3 separate regions of the Homo sapiens genome follow, and all the other regions are linked to region 1. Evidence: chromatin contacts called from ENCODE Hi-C or POLR2A ChIA-PET data. All regions are on one chromosome and are shown on one strand. The core of a region is the stretch at or near the end of the contact, and the rest is flanking DNA. Distances in the headings are between cores, read along the strand shown.

The links. Hi-C counts contacts between places; a loop is a spot of excess contacts on that map. ChIA-PET counts read pairs that join two places held with the same protein, here RNA polymerase II (POLR2A). Pooled maps may share reads with other maps.
Region 2: a map of naive thymus-derived CD4-positive, alpha-beta T cell shows a loop between it and region 1 (11-fold over the local background). The contact joins the promoter of KIFC1 here to the promoter of ATF6B in region 1. A Hi-C loop is called at or near these places in 1 of 168 maps with a recorded cell type or tissue (naive thymus-derived CD4-positive, alpha-beta T cell) and 6 of 50 pooled maps. POLR2A ChIA-PET finds 5 or more read pairs at or near these places in 1 of 52 experiments (PC-9).
Region 3: a loop to region 1 is called in a map of CD4-positive, alpha-beta T cell, with 2.5 times the contacts of the local background. The contact joins the promoter of RING1 here to the promoter of ATF6B in region 1. A Hi-C loop is called at or near these places in 5 of 168 maps with a recorded cell type or tissue (CD4-positive, alpha-beta T cell, K562, gastrocnemius medialis and 2 more), 1 of 37 single-sample maps with no recorded cell type and 11 of 50 pooled maps.

The regions. Positions count from the first base shown.
Region 1 is chr6:32,126,670-32,129,982 of GRCh38, forward strand. It overlaps ATF6B (activating transcription factor 6 beta), which reads right to left and starts at 1,577. Exons shown (of 18, transcript NM_004381.5): 1 at 1,448-1,577; 2 at 1,002-1,081; 3 at 773-851; 4 at 434-525. The coding sequence starts at 1,538. FKBPL (FKBP prolyl isomerase like) reads right to left here. Exons shown (of 2, transcript NM_022110.4): 2 at 2,038-3,185. The coding sequence starts at 3,111. The coding sequence ends at 2,062.
Region 2 is chr6:33,390,203-33,393,515 of GRCh38, forward strand. KIFC1 (kinesin family member C1) reads left to right here and starts at 1,621. Exons shown (of 11, transcript NM_002263.4): 1 at 1,621-1,795. The coding sequence starts at 1,784.
Region 3 is chr6:33,206,698-33,210,010 of GRCh38, forward strand. RING1 (ring finger protein 1) reads left to right here and starts at 1,803. Exons shown (of 7, transcript NM_002931.4): 1 at 1,803-1,947; 2 at 2,068-2,203; 3 at 2,929-3,089; 4 at 3,218-3,313. The coding sequence starts at 2,126. It overlaps MIR219A1 (microRNA 219a-1), which reads left to right and starts at 1,138; the gene lies at 1,138-1,247. It overlaps HSD17B8 (hydroxysteroid 17-beta dehydrogenase 8), which reads left to right. Exons shown (of 9, transcript NM_014234.5): 9 at 1-134.

The DNA of each region.
Region 1 (3,313 bases), core at 327-2,826:
GCAACATAGGAAGACCCCATTTTTACAAACAATAAAAAAAATTAGCCAGACATGGTGGCATGTGTCTGTGGTCCCAACTACTCAGGAGGCTGAGGCAGGAGGATCACCTGAGCTCAGGAGGTCAAGGCTACAGTGAGCTGTGACCCTGTCACTACACTGTAGTTTGGGTGACAGAGGGAGGCCCTATCTCAAAAAAAAGCAAAAAACAAAAAACAAACAAACAAAAAAATCTTCACTGCTAGATAACCAAAGGGGATGTGGAAAATGAAGATATTAAGGAAACGGCAAAGGTAGTGGAGAAGGCCCCCCACACCTCACACACCTCATGACTCATAGCACACAAATCATTTAAATCATTTCTTTGTCACCCACGGGTGAAGGGAATGAAGCAGAGTCCCCGTCACAGAGAGTAAGAGGGATATGGCTCTCTCACCTCGCTGGATGGCTCTGTGGAGAGACGCGATGACTCGGAGCTGAGGGAGGAGGAAGAGCAGGGGGAAGATGGCTCAGACTTCACCTGAAGATCTGGAGGAAAGGGAGTTAGAAATTATCAGGAAGCAGAGCTTAAGAAGAGTCCAAAAAGTACCCAAGGACATGTCGGTGGGGATTCCTGTACCGCAGCAAGGGAGAAGAAACAAAAATAGGGGATTGAAGGAGAGAGGATAGGCACTTATGTAGAAGCGTGAGGATATAGGAAGCTACGTAGTTTCTGGGAAACAGTGGGAAGATGAGGGTTTCTGGAAATCTGAGGGAACGACAAAGACTACCTTACCTGGGAAGATCGGCAGGAGTTCCCATGGGGGCTCAGAGGGGCTGACATCCATCCCCACGTCCAGGGAGCTGCCGTCAAACTAAATAAGGGAGGATACAAGAGGGCAGGAGTGTGAGAAAGGATGAGAAAGTAGGGGTGACTCCAGATGAGTTATGGCCTGTGAATGGGTCCAGGTTCTGGGCTCACTTTCCACCCACCAAGGGTTAGAGAAAGGCTGGGGACACAATACCGGGACATCCTGCTCCGGGCAACGGAAGAGCTGCGTCTGCTCCTCGGCCACTTCATCTAGGCCAGAATACAAGGTGCTGTCTGCAAGAAATGCTGAGCGTCGGGGGGTCGTTCGGTGGCCCCAGCCTACAGATCGCACACAAGCCCCCGCCCCATCCCTCATTGGCTCCGCTCGGCCAGACCCACCGCCCGCCCACTTGAAAAGTGATACAACCAGGGCGCTTCAGCCCCTCCTTCCCCGACCCCGGAACAACTCGACGTTCCAGCAGGGAGCAGAGTTCTTCCCTGACTTTTGTATCCCCCTTAATGCACAACGAGCCCCCTGCTCCGCTCTCCTTCAGATGGCGGATTCCGTATTTGCCCAGACTTCCTCTTTAGGCCCCCGCTTCTTTCCCGCGTGCCTCAGGGACAGTTTGCCACAGCCCTCTCCCCTCCCCGGTGCCTCACTCTGCAGACCCCAGTCCTCCGGGCTAAGCAGGTTGTCGGTGAAGAAACGCGTCGGGTCAGCAATCTCGCTGAGCAGCATCAGCTCCGCCATCTTTCCCCCCCACCCCCCAACCAGGAGACGGTTCCCAAGGCCCGCCTCTCCCCATCACCAACTAATCAGTTGACTCTTTCAAAAAAGGGGGCGTCCCGGAAGCTCTACCGACCAGTAAGAGACCTGGGTGCTGAGCACGTGAATCAACAGATGCGGATGACTGTGTAGGCGGGCCCAATGGGAGCACAGCAGCAGGAAGTAACTTCCAGACAGTGCCATACCGCCAAGCGCATGCGCCAAACAGGCTCCAGTGATAAAGCGCCTGGGAGATGTAGTACCCAGTATTAAGGTCCACCATCTCCCCCAGCCACTACTAAGTTTAGTTTAGACAGCTTCTATGTGTCCTCGGAGATAGATAAGCCCCTCAAAAGGGGCGCACTGTGACCACTGCTACCTCCCCTAGGAAGCCAAAAGCTGAGAATGGGATATGGGCTGAAACCTTCCCTCTGGCCCCCCACCCCCAAATCTCACAGCACAGACCACAATTCACAAGTTCCTGTCTCTTTTAAGGTTTAACTTTTAATCAGCCAAACATCTTGCGCAGACCCTGAGCCAGCCCTGCATCCTGGTTCTTCCCCTGAATGACCACCTTCCCCAGTTCCTCCTGGGCTGCCCGGTTTTTGGGATCTATCGCCAGCACCTTCTTGAGGTCAGCAGTTGCTTTTTCCAGGTTCCCAAGGGCAGCCTGGGCAACCCCCCTTCGGTATAAGGCCTTTAAATGGCCAGGCTCCCGCTCCAACACCCGGTCACAGCTCTGGGCTGCCAACTGAGGCTGCCCTAGCAACAACTGACAGGCAGCCAGATTGGCATGAAGGACAGTTCGTTCTGGAGGGCCAGGTGGGGGTAAAGTCAGGAGCAGCCGAAGAGCCCGTCCATAGCATCGGGCAGCTCCTTCAGGGTTCCCAGCTCGAAATAGTTCTGTGCCCCTTGCACGTTCTTCCCTGGCCAGGGCTTCCTTCTCGCTAGTCTCCAGCTCCCAGGAGTCTCGGCCTTGAGTGAAGGATGCCAGTGTGAGCCTGACAGGAGGTCCAGAGTGCCCAGGCAGCTGAAGCTCTGCTTCCTCACCTTGACACATGGACTCCAAGCATTTCTCTATGAGCTCCCCCCAAGTTTCCTCCCTCCATGGCCCTACGCCCATAGTTAGCTCTGTCCAGCCCTCTGGCGGCCCTGATCCGAAAGGAAACCCCAAAGCCAGTACCCGGCAGCAGGAGCCTAGTTTGGGTTTGTCCAAGCCATGGCCACGGATTACGATCTTCTTGACAAAGCTCCCATCGGGGCAGTACCAGAGATCAGAAGCTTGAAGGGCCTCTGGCATCTGACTGGTTGATCCATGAGACTTATGAGAGTCTCCTTCAAGTTCAGCAACCAGTTTTTCAGCTCCTTGAGTATGCTCTAGAATTTGGCTGGCTGGATCTGGGCTTACTTCCAGCTCAAGCGTTTCGGTAGGAGGGTCTCGGGGCTGCTGCCTAATCTGAATAACTGAATCAAGGTTCTCCCGAAGGTTCTTTTCCCACTCTTGTTGCGGCTGAGAGGTGTCCTTTTCTCCAATTGTATTGACTGGTGGCGTCTCCATATGGATGCTTAGTCCCTTCCACGGTGAGTGAACAGTTTTGGTCAGAAAGGGATGAACCAGGTTCAGGTCAGCACCTGAAAAGAAAACCAAACAATGCTAATAGCAGGGTTCTTATTTAGACTCCTTTCTCGTCCTTTCCCATTCTTCTGAGACCCAGGCCCCTAGTCCTGAAAGTCCCCAGTTTTGCTTTCCTCCAAAAATC
Region 2 (3,313 bases), core at 371-2,870, 1.3 Mb after region 1:
TTTTGCGAAATTTTTGAAGATGTCCTTTATCAGCTTCTGGAGTTTTAAAAAAAATATCAACGGGTGTTGAATATTTTGAGTGACTTTGCTGCATCAATTGAGATGAATACATTTTCCCCCTTTAATCTGCTAATGGGTCTATATTTCTCCATTCCATTTAAATTTTTTTTTAATTTGATAAATATCTTTTGCTATATGTTTCTTCTCAGGTCTCCCTTCTCAGTTATCCCCCTTTACCTTCCATTGTTGGTTTTCTCTAGTTTCTTCCTTTTCTTTTTACTGTGTTCTCTTCAAGCTCTTGCTTTTTGGAGTTTTCCCAGGATATCAAAGGTTGGGGGGATGGCAACATGGTTTTCAGACAGTGTGTCTCCCCACAATCTGCTTCTCTCTACAAGCTTGTTTGAAGCCAAGTTAAAGCAATGGATAGAAGACGGCAGCGCGGGTGTCAGACCTGCCAATTTCCAACTGCACACCAAATCCCCGAACATATGCTTGAGGCCCCTGCCTTTCGGTTTCATAAATAAAACCCTGTCCTGACTACCTCCAGGATTGGATGGAAACTCGGATGAGTAAATATGGTAGAACGACTTTGCAAACTAGCACCCTATTCACACGTAAGGGGTTGCTCTTGTCACCGAGACTGTTAGAGGCAACGTGAGTTAACAGAAATAGCTTGGATTTTGAAGCTAATGGAATCTAGATCCATTCCTAACCAGCAGTGTGACCTTATTGTGTAATCTTTCTGAACCTGTCTCCATCCATCTCTACAAAGAATGTGGCACAATGTAGGAACTCAGTGAATTTTCGTGATTAAAAGACGAGATAATACAGGTGCACAATCTGCAAAACATAAAATACTCCATAAATGGAAGCAGTAAATCTTCCCCGAGCTCGAGACTCCAAAGGCCCTGAGCCCAGTACCAGTAACAGCACCCAGGTAAGTAGGCTGGCTGAGAGAAGAGGGCTATAAAGAAAAGTTCTTTCCTGAGCTTTGAATCCCCACTGTCAGGCTTCAATGGAGCGCAAAAATTCCTAAATTTGGTGAGAAATGGCAACATTACCAGGGAATGAACAGACCAGGCCACTCACATCCACGTGAGGGCTCCAGGAGCCACTTCCGGGCCCAGTCAACCACGACCAGGAGAGGCAGCGCTGGAGCCTCAATCACGTCGACGGAAAACAAGTGCGCTCCCTACTGCAGTCACCAGGAGGCGCTAGTCCCGCCTGTCTCCCGGCACGGGTCCTCGTTTGCGCACGCGTCATTTCTTTCCTCCAGCGTCCCCGCCCCTTCTCCTCCGGCCGCCACCAGTTTCGCTTGGCCAGTTGCGTTCGTGCGGCGACGTCCACGCATTTTCTGACGTAGCGAGCGACGGCGGGGAGCCGAGCGGAAGTCCAGCACTATTGCCGCTAGAGGAGGGGAGGGGTGAGAAGCATAAGTGGCACCGGAAGTGGAATTAATCCGCCTACCTCTCCTGCGCCTGCGAAACAGAAAAGACAAGGCGCCTGTCGGGCGGGGTGTGGCTTCGGGTGGCGGAGAACGCTGCGATTGGCCCTCGGCTGTGGCGACAGCGACGATTGGTCCCTGCGTGCAGAGCGCGGTGAGAGTGGGTGGTGGCCGTTGGAATTCAAAAGTGGCGGGTGTGGCGCGGGGCTGGTAGCGGCCGGAGCCGTGCGAGTTCTCTACCCTGCTTCGCGAGCGGGCGAGAGAACGCGAGTCCCAGGATCCCCGGCACCCAGTTCTCTTCCACTGCATTCCCCCGGCGCGTGTGGGACCGAGGTGGACATGGATCCGCAGGTGAGTAGGGGCGGCGCAGGTGTCCTGCCCTGGGGATGGGGACGAAGGCTGACCGCTCCGATGCTGTCGCGCCCCCGGCTCCCGGTCGGCCTTTGTCATGTCTACCGGGAGAGCGAAGGTCCGTGCGCCCCCGCACAAGTGGAAAGGGGCGGAGGCAGGAGTGGAGACGGCTTAGAGCACCCGGGGAGGTCGGAAGGCACGTCTGTCTGCCCTCCCCTAGCTTCAAGTTTCTGGAGCCCCTCCCTTAACTTTCATGTCTCCGAGATTTCTCATTTCGAATTCTCAGGCTCGTCTGACACATTTCCACTTCTTTATTCCTACTCAGGGTGTGATTGCAGTGTGTAAGAAGGGAGAGTTCTGATATGACTTCTTCCTTTTGGGGACATGGTGTCTGAGGCCACATCCTTGCTGAGGTCCTTTTGTGTTAATCGCCTCTCCTTATCACTGCTGCTTCGGAGTGTAGGAAAGGGAGAAGGAGAGTAGGGTAATCTGGGCCAAAAGACTTCTCATTCTCTCTCTCCTTTCCCAAATTGTGCAGATTCCTGCCCAATGAAACTGATTGATTTAGTTCTTTCTCTTAAATGGTGCCCTGCTGCACCCCACAACCATATGCAGCTTCCTGTCTCCAGTGAAGAGAGATGAATGTGTGTGACAGCTGGAGTGTACTTATCTCTGGTGCCAGGAAAGGTCTGCCTGAATCCTTTGTTTACTAGTATTTCACGTTCAGGTTTCCCTGAAGTTAGGATTCAGCCTTAAGAGAGATTCTTTCTCTCGTGACAACCAGAGAGCAGAGTAGTATTATGTGACAGTAAGAAGTAGTAAAAGCCTTCTCAGATCTATTAATCAAGTATTTATTGAGCACCTACTACATGCTAGGCGTGGTTGTAGGTACTTAGGATGCAGCAGTGAACAAGGGACAAATCGTTGCCATCGTGGAGCTGCCATTCTATGGGGATACAGACAATAAATGTAATAAATGAATTATATAACTGCCAGAAGGCCGTAAGTGCTGTGGAGAAAAGGAGAAATTCAAGGTTGAGGACATAGGGGAGGCCAACTGGCGGGTTAGAGTATTAAATAGGGTGGTCTCAGTAACCCCCATGGAAAAGATGAGTTGAATAAAGACTTGAAGGAAGTGAGGGAGACAGACAAGCAGATAGTGAGGGAAGAACATTTCAGGCAGAGGGAATCTGCTAGAGCAGAGTCCCTAAAGAGTTGTAAGGAGGGAAGTGTGGCTGGAATGAAGTGAGCAAGGGGAAAAGTTGTGGGAAAGGAAGTCAGGTAATGGGTAGTGGGGTTGCTGATCACAGTTTGTCCTTGTGGGGGTCGTTGTGAGGACTTTTACTCTGAGTGAGATGGGGAATCATTGGATGATTTTAAGCAGAGAGATAAGATTTGTTGGGTCCACCAGATTTTCGTAACCATAGCACCATTGCCTTTTTTTTTTTTTTTTTTTTTTTGAGACAGGTTCTCTTTCTCTGTTCCCAGGCTGGAGTGCAGTGGCATGATCATGGCTCA
Region 3 (3,313 bases), core at 553-3,052, 1.1 Mb after region 1:
GCCTGGCCTCCTGCTGATGAGGACTCTAAGTTCCCAGGATACAAAAGGGGTGGCAGTGTATGGTTCAGGAATGCTGAATATGGGAAGCAGGGGTGCTTGTGACCCTAATAAATTCCAAGTCCTCTTCCCTGCCACCTCCGGCTCTTCTTGTGTCCAAGCCCTCAGACCCTTCCCCACCTCCCCCTCCTTTCCCTTTCCCGAAGGATTGTTCCCTTTCTCTGCCTGGTCTCCCAGGGCAACCCCCGCCGCCGGGTGTGAGAGGAAAGAGTATGTGTCACTGTGTATGCGTGACACTCCGGGTCTTTTTGAAGGGAGGGGTTCGTGCGTCACCCCTTTCCACTGGTTCTGCAGCACCAGTCCCCTCCCCCCAACTCCCTGGGTTCTTATGGTCCCCAAGGGTGATTTGTTCATGGCCCCATCTTGGTGTCCAGTCTGGCCTTGAAAGGGGGTCTTGGAACAGGTGGCCCTCCCCCACCCCTCTCCTTTCTCTGAGTCCCCCCCTCCCCTTTCTCTCCACCTTACAATAGCTGCAGCCGGCCTGGGGTCGGATGGGGGGGATTAGGGGAGGGGGCCAGGATTAGGGGAATGAACCAGCCGATGAAAGGGGCTGGAGAGAGCAGGAGGGAGGGGGCTGGGAAGAGGAGGAGGAAGGGGAGGGGGGTCTGCGCTAATCGACTCTGGCGCCCACATAAGGACTGGCCACGGACTGAAGGAGAGGACAGGGAAGTAGGGGGGAACTGGGGTGGGGGGCGAGGGCACCCACTGCTGCCTTGTCCCAGGGACAGGCCACCCCCTGGCAGCCGCAGCCCAAGTCCGGGAGCCTCAGCTCGGGCGGGGACAAGATGCCCATCAGGGTCTCTAACTGCCCCCCACCCCCTCGCCCTGTATCCCTCTCATTCCCTACACTCAATGGGGATCGCTCTGCCCCTTCCTCTTCTCTTTCCTCCCCATCCCCTTCGTTTACTCTAGAGTCCTCGAAGAGGCTTCTGCCCACTTCCCACTCCAGACATTCTGCCCCTGTGTACCCCACCCACACGCGCACCCCCCCTTCCCAATGGGAGCTCCATCTTGTGTATGTCCCTGTTTCCGCGTGGTGTCTCCATTCCCCCTTTCCTCCCGTGCGCCTCCCTCCCTTCCCCGCCCCGGGCCGCGGCTCCTGATTGTCCAAACGCAATTCTCGAGTCTATGGCTCCGGCCGAGAGTTGAGTCTGGACGTCCCGAGCCGCCGCCCCCAAACCTCGAGCGGGAGAGCGGGTCGGAGGGTCTAGGGAGAGCCAAAGCAGAGGGTGGAGGGAGTCCCCAGGGTGGTAAGGGGAATCCCGGGCACATCGGGACCTAGGTGTGTTCTCAGGACTAGAAGGCTAAAGCGGCAGATCTTTTGCAGCCTTTTCCCCCGGGATCCTGGAATGGGGGTTACGGAGAAGTGAGGGGGGTTGATCCCCAGAGTCGCCAGGGTACGCAGAGTGGGGGAGGTAGCCCTTTTCACGAGCCCTCTGTCCCCTCCTGGGGTCCCAGATATTCCAGGCCCCGGCCCCCCGGAGCTGAGGCCCCGCGTGGGGGCCTCTGGAAGGGAACCGAGGCTAAGGTTGTTGGCCGCGCGACGGTGCTGGGCCGGGGGCGGAGACCGTGGTTCCCTAAGTGGCGCAGAACTCCCGGGACGCAGGATCCTCACGCGGGACGAGCCCGTCCCGTGGGCGGGAGAACCGCGGCGTCCACGTCCCGTCCCACCCGCGCCGCGAATGGTGGGTGACGTCTCCGCCGGCGGGGGGAGCGGGTGTAGCGGAGGAGCAGGCGGAAGTGACGTAGGGCCCCAGCGCCCGGGCCATGGCGGCGGCGGTGGCGGGAGCTGCTGTCTGAGCAGCGGTTGCGGACCGAGCGAACTTGGCCCAGGAGCCCGGGCCTAGGGAGAGGCGCGGCGGCGGCGGGAGCGCGAACGGCTGGAGCTGGGTGAGGGGCAGTGCCGGCGCGGGGGCGGGAGCGGGGGCGGAGAGGGGCGCTTCTGGAGGGGCGGGGTCTACGCGAGGGGCGGCCCCCCTGACGCCCTCCTCCCCTTCCCCCCACCCCCAGCCTTCTTCGCCTTCTCCTCGGCTGTGGAGCCCTGGTGGGGGGTCTGCGCCCGGTCACCATGACGACGCCGGCGAATGCCCAGAATGCCAGCAAAACGTGGGAACTGAGTCTGTATGAGCTGCACCGGACCCCGCAGGTGACAGGCATTCTCCCTTTCAGGCTTACCCCCTCCCCCAAACCCTTATATCCACAGACCGCATCACACAGCTTCTTTTCCGTAATTTGCTCTATTCTGCCTTGCCTGGCCCTACCTTTGAATCACCTTAATCTTTCCAAAGCACTTTCGCATTTAGCTCATTTAATCCTCAAAACAGCCCTGCCAGAGAGGTGGAACAAGTATTATTATCTTCATTTGAAAGATCACAAACACAAAAATTACCTTCCCTGTTCCTCATTCAGTGTCATAAGTCAGTGCACATAAGACTCACTTTGGGAGTTTATTAAAAGCAGAGCTTCATGCCCCCCAACATTCTGATTCAGTAGTGAATTGGGTTCTCAGAATCTGAATTTTTAACAGGCACCCTATGGGGTTCTAATACAGGTAGCACCAGGACTTTAAAAAATTTTGTTGAATAGTTTTTCCCAACCACAGATTTGTGCCATCTTCACTCCTAGGCCACTTAGCCACCTCAGATCCTCCTATTCCAAAGCTCCTACTCTTAGTTAATGGACACTAAAGTCTGTCTTTTCTCCATTTGCTCCAAGTCATCAGTCCTTCTCTTTCTCAGAATTCTTGTCTCCTATAGAGACCAACATGGGTCTTCTCACTGTATTTCTCAAAATTCTTATTTTATGGGCTGCTGTTTCTAAAACCCCTTTCCCTCTAACCCACACCACCTTTCTACTCACTGATGCCTTCAGGAAGCCATAATGGATGGCACAGAGATTGCTGTTTCCCCTCGGTCACTGCATTCAGAACTCATGTGCCCTATCTGCCTGGACATGCTGAAGAATACGATGACCACCAAGGAGTGCCTCCACAGATTCTGCTCTGACTGCATTGTCACAGCCCTACGGAGCGGGTAATAGGAGAGACATGTTTGAGATGAGATGAAGGGGTACAAAGTTAGGGCCCTCTCACTGGTCTTGGTTCAGCCTAGGCTTCAGTTCCCTTGACTGACCACTCAGGGCTTCCCTTCTCCTACCCCAGGAACAAGGAGTGTCCTACCTGCCGAAAGAAGCTGGTGTCCAAGCGATCCCTACGGCCAGACCCCAACTTTGATGCCCTGATCTCTAAGATCTATCC